Linked DNA regions of Homo sapiens: region 2 is linked to region 1. Evidence: chromatin contacts called from ENCODE Hi-C or POLR2A ChIA-PET data. All regions are on one chromosome and are shown on one strand. Each heading gives the region's core, a stretch centred on a gene start or an enhancer-like site at or near the end of the contact. The rest is flanking DNA. Distances are from core to core; before and after follow the strand shown.

Region 1 (5,842 bases), core at 2,197-4,696:
ATTAACCCAAAATGTTCTTGCCACAAAAACAACAAAAAATTGGGTAACTACGTGAAATGATGGATGTGTTAATTTGCTTCACTATAGTAACCTTTTTACTACCTGTATGTAGCCTCATAACATCATGTATACCTTATACCAAATTAAATTGATTTAAAAAGAAATTTAACCCAAAATGGATCAAAAACTTTACTTGTAAGAGCTAAAACGATAACTTTGGGAGGCCAAGGCGGGTGGATCACCTGAAGTCAGGAGTTAAAGACCAGCCTGGGCAGCAAGGATAAATCCCGTCACTACTAAAAATACAACAATTAGCCATGCGTGGTGGCGCACGCCTGTTATCCCAGCTACTCGGGAGACTGAGGCAGGAGAATAGCTTGAACCCGGGAAGCGGAGGTTATGGTGAGCAGAGATGGCACCATTGCACTCCAGCCTGGGCAACAAGAGTGAAACTCCGTCTCAAAAAAAAAAGCTAAAACGAAAGCTCCTAGAAGAAAACAGGAAAAGCTTCATGGCATTAGATTTGGCAACGATTTCTTAGATATGACACTAAAAACACAGGCAACAAAATATATAAAGTGGACTACAACAAAGTCATCTTTTCTTAAAAAAATCTCGTTATCTTACTCCCGCAAAACTATTTAAAAAAATTAAGTTCAAAGTTCTCCAAAATGTACCATACCCTGGGGATTACTCTGAACTTTGTTCATTTGTTTTCTTTTAATTCGGCTTTTTTGGTTGCCTTTCACCTACTTTTTCGCAGAGCCCTCCGCTGGGGCCTTCACTTGGGCAAACAACTATCGTAGTCGAACAGCTTTGACCTAACAATTTCCTCGTACCCAAGATGATCGCTTTTCCAGACAACTTAATAAACTTTGGCTTTAATGGATGACTGGATGCAGAATAAAATACATAAAAATAAACCTCAGCTGCTCAGCAACGACTGAAAAACCACCACCGGGCAATCCCTCCCCATGGCCACCGAGCAAAGTTCCACCGCCTCCCCTACGCCGACCGCCGGGCTCCCGGGGTCGGACAGCCCCGGGCCACTTCCGGGCCTTCCCGGAAGTCCCTGTCACTTAACAACCGAAGTAACCCGCAATGCGGAAGGGCGAGGGGATTGCGAGTCACCGAGTTTCCCGCGCGGCTTGAGGTACTGGGGAACCGGAATCCCCCACCGGCCCAATCATGTTGCTGCTGGGGTCTCTCCGGTGCCCAGCAGTGGTTGTCAGTAAGCGGGCGGCACTCCCTTCCGATACGTCTTTTCTTTTTTCATTTTTGAGACGGAGTCTCGCTGTGTCACCCAAGCTGGAGTGCAGTGGCGCGATCTCGGCTCAGTACAAACTCCGCCTCCCGGGTTCAAGCGAGTCTCCTGCCTCAGCCTCCTGAGTAGCTGGGATTACAGGCGCGAGCCACTGCGCCCGGCTAATTTTTTTTTGTATTTTTAGTAGAGACGGGGCCTCGCCATGCTGGCCAGGCTGGTCTTGAACTCCTGACCTCAAGTGATCCGCCCGCCTCGGTCTCCCAGAGTGCTGGGATTACAGGCGAGAGACACCGCGCCTGGCCCCCTTCCAACTTTCTTAACGGGAAAGGCTGCTACCATTTCTTGAGCACCTATGTGTCAGGCTCCATCAGGCACGTCACAGTCTAACCTGATAATTACACAACCCATGTCACTGACAAGGAAGCCAGGTTCGGAGGGGTTGAGGCCCGCAACCTGAGGGAGGTGACTCCGGGACACACAATTAGTCCTGCTTTGCTGAAGGAAAGATATGCAGCCCACCAGTCGGAGGCTGGAGAAGGAGCAGCAGCAGCTTAAACCTTAACCCAGAGTTATTTTTATTTTCCAGAACGTGTTAGGAACTAGTACTTAAATAATCTCAAGTCCCTGAGGGGCCAGAGATCCCACCATGCAAAATAGCAAACAGACCCAAGACTTGGGGAGAGGCGGTGAGTGCATCAGAAATGGATGGGTACATCTGATTCCCACCACGCGGGGCTCAGCTTAGTTAGCAGGAGACCTTCAGACTGAGAAAAAATGCAAGTCTTTTTTTGGCCTCTAATATCTGGGAAGGATGGAGGGAGCTCAGGAGACACAGAAAAGATGGCGTATGAATCCTGTCCGGCCTGAACGAGGCTGGAGTTGTGCCTCTGGATAGCTTCAAGCACTGATCAGATTGTCAGCCCCCGCTGCTTGAACAGATGCTTTAGAGCCTCTTCCAGTTGCCGGTTTGTTCCCTGAAGCCCCTTCACCACCTGCGCTGCCCACTCGAAGTATTCCTGGACTCGATGTTCTGACCATCCTGCATAAGAGTCGACAGAAACTTGCTAGCGTGATGTCAAGGAAAGCACTGCCTTTTCCCCACTTCCTGGCAAGCTTGGTTCAAGGCCATGAGTTCCTGATGGAATGAGCTGTCCTGAAAACTTCCCCTTGGCCCAGCTATTGTATTTTTACTGTATGAAAGAAGATCAAAGAGTGGTCCAGTAGGATTAATTTGGGAATTAAGAATGCCCAGGGTTTTTCAGGGGAACTGACCAACATGTGTCTTCAGAAGGCGGCATCCCCCTCCCTTTTCCCTTACAGCCCATACGAAAGCGTACCCTCTGGGGTGCAGCGATTCAGGTCCCTCAGATTGTACAGCTTGTCTGCCAGCTTCACCAGTTTGGCCCCGGGGCTACTGTGGGGCGCTTGCTCCACCTGCAGCCTCTTTCTCTCCAGCTTGGGCAGAGTCTTGTCATCTGTTACCTCCTCCACCAGGCGCCGCACTTGTGCCCCAAAGTGTAGCTCCACCTCATCCAGGGTGGTGTCTGTGTCCTCCACCGTGTCATGGAGCAGGGCCGCCTGGGGACAAGTTCCCACTCAGCCCTGAGATGTCAGCCAAGGGTTGCCCATTGCTGAATGGGGCCCCTAATCCCCATCCCAGGCTCCTGGCAGAGAAGGGGGAAAGTTACCTGTAACACCACAATGTCAGTGATTCCCGCCTCGTGGGTCAGGATCCGTGCCACACCTGACGGGGAGGGGCAAAGCAGGAAGTCAGGTCGGAGGTAGTCCCAAGGCGGTGTGTTGTGGGTTTTGGAGAGCCAGATGTGGCCCCTTGTGGACTCTGACTAGCTGGGTGACCTTGGTCAAGTACCTTACCCTCTGGGAGCCAACCGACAAAGGGAACGATCATGCCTACCGTTCCAATTGTTATGAGGCTTAAACGGTATATCGCACTAAGCTTGGGACAAAACAGGTGCTCAATGAGGTGCACGCCCCCCACGTTTCCTTCCCAGTCCCCACCACCCAGGTGCCGCAGCCGGCGCTCCGCGGCCGACGCGCCCACCGATGGGGTGGTTGATGTAGGGGGTCCCCTCGGGGTCCTTCCGCCGCTGCTGCCGGTGCTTGCGAGCCGCGAAGTCGGCAGCCTCCAGCAGCTGCGCCGCCTCAGAGCCCATCGCGCGGATGGGGCCGACGACTGCGGCCGCAGGGGCAGGGACGGAACGTTTACAGCGCCCCCTGGCGCCGGGGAGGCCCGGGGATCGTGGAGGCTAATTCAGCGGGCCGAGTTGGGCCTGCCCCAGATGAATTCCTCTGGAGCTGACCGGCCCGCGCAGAGAGCAAGTGATGTGGACAGCTGCCTTCAGCATCGCAGCCCCCAGCTCAGTGTGCTCTGTTGGGGGTGCAAGAAGAACATAAGCCTGGCTCTTTGGGAGCCCACAGTCTGTGGAAAAGAGGAAGACAGACAAGAAATAAGGCAGTGGCCTCACAGTGCTCTGAATCCAGGGTGGCCAAGGCTCAGGGGACTATGGGAGCGGGAAGAAAGAACAATCCCCACACCCTCAGAGTCAGAGACAGCTTCTCCCAGAAGCTCCCCCCAAGAACCATCTTCAACCTGTAAAAGCTCTGAAAATTCTCCAAGTGTTCTAAAAATAGTTCTCCCTGTAGGGATGGGCCAGGTTCTGTGGGCAGGGGAGTCTACCTTTGGACCCTCCAGGAGACCCTAGGGCCTGACCTGAAAAATCAGAGCCTTCCCTGGGAGCCCTGCCTAATTGCTTCAGACTTAGGCTCCCAGGTAGCTGTGACGTTTCTGCAGGAACTGCCTTTGTTTGTCCTCAGTGTTGCAGATGAAATTTGCCTTGTCTTCTTATGCTATGAGAGCTCCTATTTCAGTCTCTAGGCATCTTCTGTGGGCCCCTGGGGTGATGAGTGTTGTCACTGCTGTCCTGGGAGCATGATGTTGTCAGGCCTGGGTAGGCACTGGAATAACACTTAATTCTGCTGGCTGGTGGCCTTCTGGAGAAATTCCCTGCCTTAGGGGCAGCTGAGGGGTAAGAGAGACCTGGTGATCCCCATAGAACTTCTCTGTGAGAGGGGGTTCCCTATTAGCTAAGTATACTCTAATCAGACATGTAGCTTTTGTGTTCTGGCTGGTAGCTGGGGCAGATAAGGCTCAGGGGAAAGGCTAATGAAAGGAGTCACCCTTGGTTTTCAGCTAGTCTTGGTGGTTGCCACGTAGCAGAGGTTAGGGAGGGAAGCCCCACATGCTGGAACTGAGGTCTCTGGGACCTGAAATAGGAGGGTCAGAATTCCCAGAGCTTCCATGGCAGCCTGGAAGTTGGAGAATGGGTAGAAACATATTTGGCTGTAAATGCTTGTTTGTTCTTCATACTAATGGCTCAGCTGCTCTCTCATCCCTCATTCTGTCCTCTAGTCCTTTGAGCCTTCTCTCCTTCAGCAGTTTGGCAATGCAGGCCCCACGTTTTCCAACAGGAGACAGAAACCCAGTCCCTGTCATCTCTCTCTAAAAGCCTGTGATAGAGAAGCTTCAGGCTCGTATTAATGGTGCCCAAGGGCCTTGGGGCTTTGACTTTTATTTCCTTATTGTCTGCAGTCACGGCCTAGAAAGAGAGATGTTGGGGTTCCCAGGACCAGGACAGAGGTGGTAGTGAACTCTCATGGGCATCCAGAGAAGGTCAGGCCCCTTGCTGACAGGCCTATCTGTGGGGCTACTGCTGCTCTTCAGCTGGGTGACCCTTGTCCAGCCAACCTCTCTCTCAGGTACAGCACTTACCCCTGTGGCCCACCTGCCTCTGGTGCTATGGGCTATTCCTGGGAACTGGAACTGATGGGGATGGGTGGAAGGGCATCTTTTCTTCTGGTAGGGGCTGATCTCTTTTACTCTCCAGTAGGGGTGGAGTGAGCTGTGGAAAGGCCCCTCCTGCTTGTCTCTAGCACCCCCACCTCTCTCTTCAGCTCTGGTCCACCACCCTCACTTGTGCCAGACCACCCGGGATGTCCATGGCCGTCACTACCCTGGTTTCTTTTGCCCTCGTCTGTCTGATTCTCCAGAGGAAGCCTACTGCTGCCACCTGCAGGCTGCAGGGGGCTCCTGCTGCACCCGGGCTGAATTTGAGGCCCTGTACCAAGTCAATCTGTCCGCTCTTCCGCCCCCGCCCATCCTCAGGTGAGATCTCCAACCCCAGAGCCACTGGAACATCGACAGGGTGTTCCAGTATCTGGGGCTCTGTTCCTAAATTATGGGGTGGTAGGCTTGTAACTTACAGACTAGTGAAGGGACAGACCGCAACAGAAAATCATGTAGATCATGATTACAATTACAAAGGAGAAGTTCAGGGGGCTGTGCAAGCTGGTAATGGGGAGCCATCCTGAATCTGCCCATGGGTGGCTCTAGGATGAGCTCCTAAATTCGTATGCAAATGTGTGTATGTAAGACGACACTTATTTGGGGAGGGAGTCCTGAGCTTTCTCCGGACTCCCAGGGATTCTGTACCCCCCACAGAGCGCAGCAGCGAGAGCGCGGTCGGGGCCGGGATCCAGATACTTTTTCTCTCCCGCAGG
Region 2 (5,842 bases), core at 874-3,373, 1.9 Mb after region 1:
ATGTTGCCCATGCTGATCTTGAACTCTTGAGCTCAAAATTATCCACCCACCTTGGCCTCCCAGAGTGCTGGGATTACAGGCATGTGCCAACATGCCCGGCTGGGGCCATGCTCTTTCTGAAGCCTCCAGAGGAGACCCTCTGTTCCATGGCTTTTTCTTCTGGTGTTGGTGGCAGTCCTTGGAGTTCCTTGCTTCATGGATGATACTTCACTCCAGTCTCTGTGGCAGAAATTCTCTGGTGTGTGTAGACAAGCCTTCCTCTGCCTCCCTCTTAGGAAGATACATGTGATAACACTTAAGGCCCACCCTGATCATCCAAAATCATCTCCCCATCTCAAGATATTTTTTTTTTTTTGAGATGGAGTCTCGCTCTGTTTCCCAGGCTGGAGTGCAGTGGCGCAGTCTTGGCTCACTGCATCCTCCGCCTCCCGGGCTCAAGTGATTCTCCTGCCTCAGCCTCCTAAGTAGCTGGGACCACAGGCATGTGCCACCATGCCCGGCTAATTTTTGAATTTTTAGTAGAGGTGGGGTTTCACCATGTTGGCCAGGCTGGTCTTGAACTCCTGACTTCAAGTGATCCACCTGCCTCGGCCTCCCAAAGTGCTGGGATTACAGGCGTGAGCCATCGTGCCCGGCATCAAGATCCTTAAATTAAGCTGGGCGTAGTGAGCCGAGATCATGTCACTGCACTTCAGCCTGGGCTACAAAGCAAGACTCCATCTCAAAATAAAATAAAATAAAATAATTTTTTTTTTTTTGAGACGGAGTTTCGCTCTTGCTGCCCAGGCTGGAGTGCTATGGCACGATCCTGGCTCACCACAACCTCCGCCTCCTGGGTTCTAGTGATTCTCCTGCCTCAGCCTTCCAAGTAGCTGGGATTACAGGCATGAGCCACCACACCCGGCTAACTTTGTTGTATTTTTAGTAGAGACAAGGTTTCTCCATGCTGGTCAGGCTGGTCTCGAACTCCCAGCCTCAGGTGATCTGCCCACCTCGGCCTCTCAAAGTGCTGGGATTACAGGTGTGAGCCACCACACCCTAAAATAAAATTGTTTTAAAAGTAAGATCTTTAACTTACACACCTGCACATTTGCAAAGCCCTAGTTGTTGGGGTTTTGTTTTTTTGTTTTTTTTTTTCTTTGAGACAGAGTCTCACTGGGATTGCAGGTGTGAGCCACCTTGCCCTGCCTGTGTTTTGGTTTTTGTTGTTTTTGCCAGATAAAGTAACATTCAGTTTCCACATATTGGGATATCACTGGGAGACCATTATTCAGCCCACCACACACATCCCCAAATCTACCAGGTTAAATGGAGGTAGATTTTTAAGCTTCCCAAGTAGCTGGGACTACAGGCATGCACCACTATGTCTGGCTAATTATTTTTATTTTTTATACAGTTGGGGTCTTGCTACATTGCCCAGGCTGGTCTTGAACTTCTAGGCTCAAGCAAACCTCCTGCCTCTGCCTTCCAAAGTGCTGGGATTACCGGTATGAGTCACCACACTGAGCAAGGGAGAAGAATTTTAAGAGTCCCTATAATAACTCCACACCTCTCTAAAAACCGCACTGCTCGCCCCTCCCCACTCCCACAGGTTTTGGAGTTTCTGACTCCTGAAAGAGAATGAGTCACAGACAGTTCCCGTCAGAAAAGACTATGTCCCTCCCACCTCTCATTTAGTTCCCGTTTGTTTAGGATTCAAGTGTCTTGGGCAGTTAGATAGCTCCCCAGCCTACCCAGTTTCCCTCTTGCCTCCCCTCTACTACCCCCAGAAATGCTTGTGCAATATTGGACTGACTCACCCAGAAATAACTCATGACTCTCCTTTGTTTACAGTTTAAGAGACTAGGGTGTTGAAATATCTCAGCAAAGGCCACTGAGGGACTCTTCAGTCCAGGGACAATGAAACACTGGACAACCTGGGAGGAGTTAGGTACATTCTCTGGCCTTCTCTCAGAGGGGCTTTTGCTGTGTTGTAACAGGCAGTGGAGTGTTGGTAAATATTTAACAAGGCATCTCCAAGGGGAAAAGCCTTAATATGTAGTGTTTACCTATTCCTGTGGTGTAAATACCCCTGCTATGGCCAGTTTCAAGCTACCAACATGATGTCATTGAAACCAAAGTTGGAAAGAAAAGTGCATCATCATTCTGAGCAGCTGACTCCAACACGCCACTGTAGCTCCACTGACCTAAGGGAAAACTGTCAGTCTTCACTCCATAAGGATGTACAGGCCCAGGGGCTGGACAATGTAGCTCTTGGAAGATCACAATAGAGTCAGTTTCCTAATTTCAGGGACCAACTGTTACTGCTAAGAATAAATGGGAGGCCAGGTGCAGTGGCTCACACCTGTAATCCAAGCACTTTGGGAGGCCGAGGCAGGTAGATCACCTGAGGTCAGAGTTCGAGACCAGCCTGACCAACAGAGTGAAACCTCGTCTCTACTAAAAATACAAAAATTAGCCAGGCTTGGTGGCGTGCACCTGTAATCCCAGCTACTCAGGAGGCTGAGGCAGGAGAATCACTTGAACCCAGGAGGCAGAGGTTGCAGTGAGCCGAAATCACACCACTGCACTCCAGCATGGGCAACAGACCAAGACTCTGTCTCAAAAAAAAAAAAAAAAGAACAAATGTGTAAAATAGTCACAGATCTTTACAATCCCATCCAGCGATGAGGTTCTAGGTACAAAACAAACATTAACATCTTTCTCCTCTGGAATCGCTTGAACCAAGGAGACAGAGGTTGCAGTGAGCCAAGATCGTGCCACTGCACTCCAGCCTGGGAATCAGAGTAAGACTCCGCCTCAGGAAAAAAAGAAAAAGAAATCTTTTTCCTCTGAACTCTCATCAAACTTCTATTTCTACATCTCTTTTGATTTTTTTTATTTATCTAACAATGACTGTGCCAAGCAATATTCCAAATAAGGTATATACCGTGACACAATCCAACCTCACAACAAGCCTACAGGCAAGTACTTTATGTATTTATTTATTTGTTTACTTATATATTTGTTGACACTGGGTCTCACTCTGTTGCCGAGGCTGGAGTGCAATGGCACCATCTGGGCTCACTGAAGCCTCGACCTCCTGGGCTCAAGCGATCCTCCCACCTCAGCACCCCCAGAGTAGCTGGGATTACAGGCACACGCTACCACACCCAGCTAATTTTTGTAATTTTAGTAGAGAGGGCATTTCACCTTGTTGCCCAGGCTGGTCTCGAACTCCTGGACTCAGGCGATCCACTGCTTCAGCCTCCCAAAGTGCTGGGATTACAGGAGTGAGCCACCAAGCCCAGCCTGGAACAAGCACTTTTTACAAATCTGTTTTACAAAGGAGCAAACTGAAGCGCTGAGAGGTTAAGTTACATGTCCAAAGTCACAAAGCCCTGAATTGCCTTTGCAATGCCCCTTAAAAAGTGGCAGAATAAATGCCCAACCCAAGAAGCTCTTCACATATTTGATTTAGATTCCACATAAAAATAAAAGCACTATGTATACATATTTACATATGGCATATTTATGATCTACTTTATAGTTATTTTGTAGCTGTTAGTAATGAAAATAAGAACAATTTTATACATCATGTGCTATGGAGAGACCACTAGACATGGTCATTGTTCAAAGGTCTAAACAGGAACTACATTTCTAAGAAATAGTTTATTTATTTTTTTTAGAGATGAGGTCTTACTATGTTGCCCAGGCTGGTCTTGACTCCTGAGCTCAAGCGATCCTCCTGCCTTGGCCTCCCAAAGTGTGGGGATTACAAGCATGAGCCATGGTGCCTGGCCCTAAGAAATAATTTAATATTTCATTATTAATAACAACACCTGAAATTTATAGAGCTTTTTTGTTTTGAGGCAGAGTCTCTGTTGCCCAGGCTGCAGTGCAGTCGCACTATCTCAGCTCACTGCAACCTCTGCCTCCTGGGTTTAAGCGATTCTCCTGCCTCAGCCTCCCAAGTAGCTGAGACTACAGGCACGTGCCACCACGCCCAGCTAATTTTTGTAGTTTTAGTAAAGATGGGGTTTCACCATATTGGCCAAGCTGGTCTTGAACTCCTGACCTCAAGTGATCTACCGGCCTCGGCCTCCCAAACTGCTGGGATTACAGGCGTGACCAACCGCGCCCGGCAGAGCATTTTATGTTTAAAACAGTTTTTCATGTGTAATCATGAGAGGATATGGAATCCGGAGCCAGTCAGACCTCAATTCAAATTCTGGTTTTAGTTCTAATACTGTTCTTAGTGTGTATGTATGTAGGTAGGCAGGTAGGTAGATCTTAGTGTGTATGTATGTAAGTAGGTAGGTAGATAGATAGATAGATAGATAGATAATTTTTATTTTTTTTGAGACGGAGTCTCCCTCTGTTGCCCAGGCTGCAGTGCAGTGGCGCAATCTCGGCTCACTGCAACCTCTGCCTCCCGTTCAAGTGGTTCTCCTGCCTCAGCCTCCCGAGTAGCTGGGACTACAAGCATGCGCCACCATGCCTGGCTAATTTTCTTTTTTTTTTTTTTTTTTTTTTTTTTTTTGGTATTTTTAGTAGAGAGGCGGTTTCACCACGTTAGCCAGGCTGGTCTGAAACTCCTGACCTCTGGCAATCCGCCCGCCTCAGCCTTCCGAAGTGCTGGGAGCCACGGTGCCCGGCCCTCACAGGCTTGAGCCACCGCACCCGGCCTTTAGAGTATATTTTAAAAATAGAGATAGGGGTCTACGTTGCCCACGCTGGTCTCAAACTCCTGAAATCAAGCGATCCTCCCACCTCGGCCTCTCAAAGCGCTGGAATTACAGGCTTGAGCCACTACGCCTAGCCCAGCATACTTTTCAACTGTTCAGTTTTACCTGGAACAAGTAATAGGTTCACATGGTCCAAATTCATAAGTTACTAAATTTTTTTTTTTTATTGAGAGGGAGTCTCGCTCTGTTGCCCAGGCTAGAGTGCAGTGGCGCCATCTCGGCTCACTGCAACCTCCACCTCCCGGGTTCAAGAGATTCTCCTGCCTCAGCCTCCCGAGCTGCTGGGACTACAGGCGCGTGCCACCACGCCCAGCTAATTTTTGTATTTTTAGTAGAGACGGGGTTTCACCATGTTGGCCAGGATGATCTCAATTTCTTTTTTTTTTTATTCAGACGGAGTCTCGCTCTGTTGCCCAGGCTGGAGTGCAGTTGCGCGATCTCGGCTCACTGCAGTCTCCGCCTCCCAGGTTCACGCCATTCTCCTGCCTCAGCCTCCAGGACTACAAGCACCCGCCACCACTCCCGGCTAATTTTTTGTATTTTTAGTAAAGACAGGGTTTCGCCGTGTTAGCCAGGATGGTCTCGATCTCCTGACCTCGTAATCCGCCCGCCTCGGCCTCCCAAAGTGCTGGGATTACAGGCGTGAGCCACCGCGCGCGGCCTCGATCTCTTGATCTTGTGATCCGCCCGCTTCGGCCTCCCAAAGTGCTGGCATTACAAACGTGAGCCACCGCGCCCGGCCACAAGTTACTAAATCTTACCAAAAAAAAAAAAAATCCCAACTCAGTCACCCTAGCAACCTACATCCTTCTCTCCCCGGAGGTAAAACTATGTTAACACCTGAATATTCTTCCAGAGATATTTTATGCATACATGGTACAAGCAAAAGGCACATACAATCGTATCATTTTACATAAATATTGGCACTCTAAATTCATGGAAAGTTTGAGCTACAGTTTCCTCTTCTATAAAAGAGTGGTAGGGAGGATTACATCACAGAATTATGCAAAATGCCATGGAATCAGCACTCAATAAAGACAAGTCTCCCTTTCCTTACCCTGAGAAGGGCTGTGAGGGAAAGGGGTCTTCAGTGTGCCTCGGAATCACCTTGCTGC

What was found. Hi-C counts contacts between places; a loop is a spot of excess contacts on that map. ChIA-PET counts read pairs that join two places held with the same protein, here RNA polymerase II (POLR2A). Pooled maps may share reads with other maps.
Region 2: a pooled map shows a loop between it and region 1 (4-fold over the local background). The contact joins the enhancer-like site here to the promoter of HDDC3 in region 1. A Hi-C loop is called at or near these places in 3 of 37 single-sample maps with no recorded cell type and 8 of 50 pooled maps. POLR2A ChIA-PET finds 5 or more read pairs at or near these places in 1 of 52 experiments (PC-9).

What each region holds. Positions count from the first base shown.
Region 1 is chr15:90,929,103-90,934,944 of GRCh38, forward strand. HDDC3 (HD domain containing 3) reads right to left here and starts at 3,447. Exons shown (of 4, transcript NM_001286451.2): 1 at 3,327-3,447; 2 at 2,953-3,008; 3 at 2,602-2,842; 4 at 866-2,303. The coding sequence starts at 3,438. The coding sequence ends at 2,173. It also overlaps a transcript of UNC45A not described here. RefSeq lists enhancers at 755-984, 2,615-2,844, 3,595-3,644, 5,269-5,368.
Region 2 is chr15:92,802,333-92,808,174 of GRCh38, forward strand. LOC124903558 (a long non-coding RNA gene) reads right to left here. Exons shown (of 2, transcript XR_007064767.1): 2 at 5,573-5,842. Among named protein-coding and RNA genes, the nearest start is that of CHASERR, 78 kb to the right of the region's middle. RefSeq lists an enhancer at 2,110-2,159. Within about 2 kb of position 2,124, at least 34 of the 41 ENCODE cell types and tissues checked have a DNase peak (open chromatin) inside an H3K27ac peak, as active enhancers do; they include PC-9, where a contact is called at or near this core.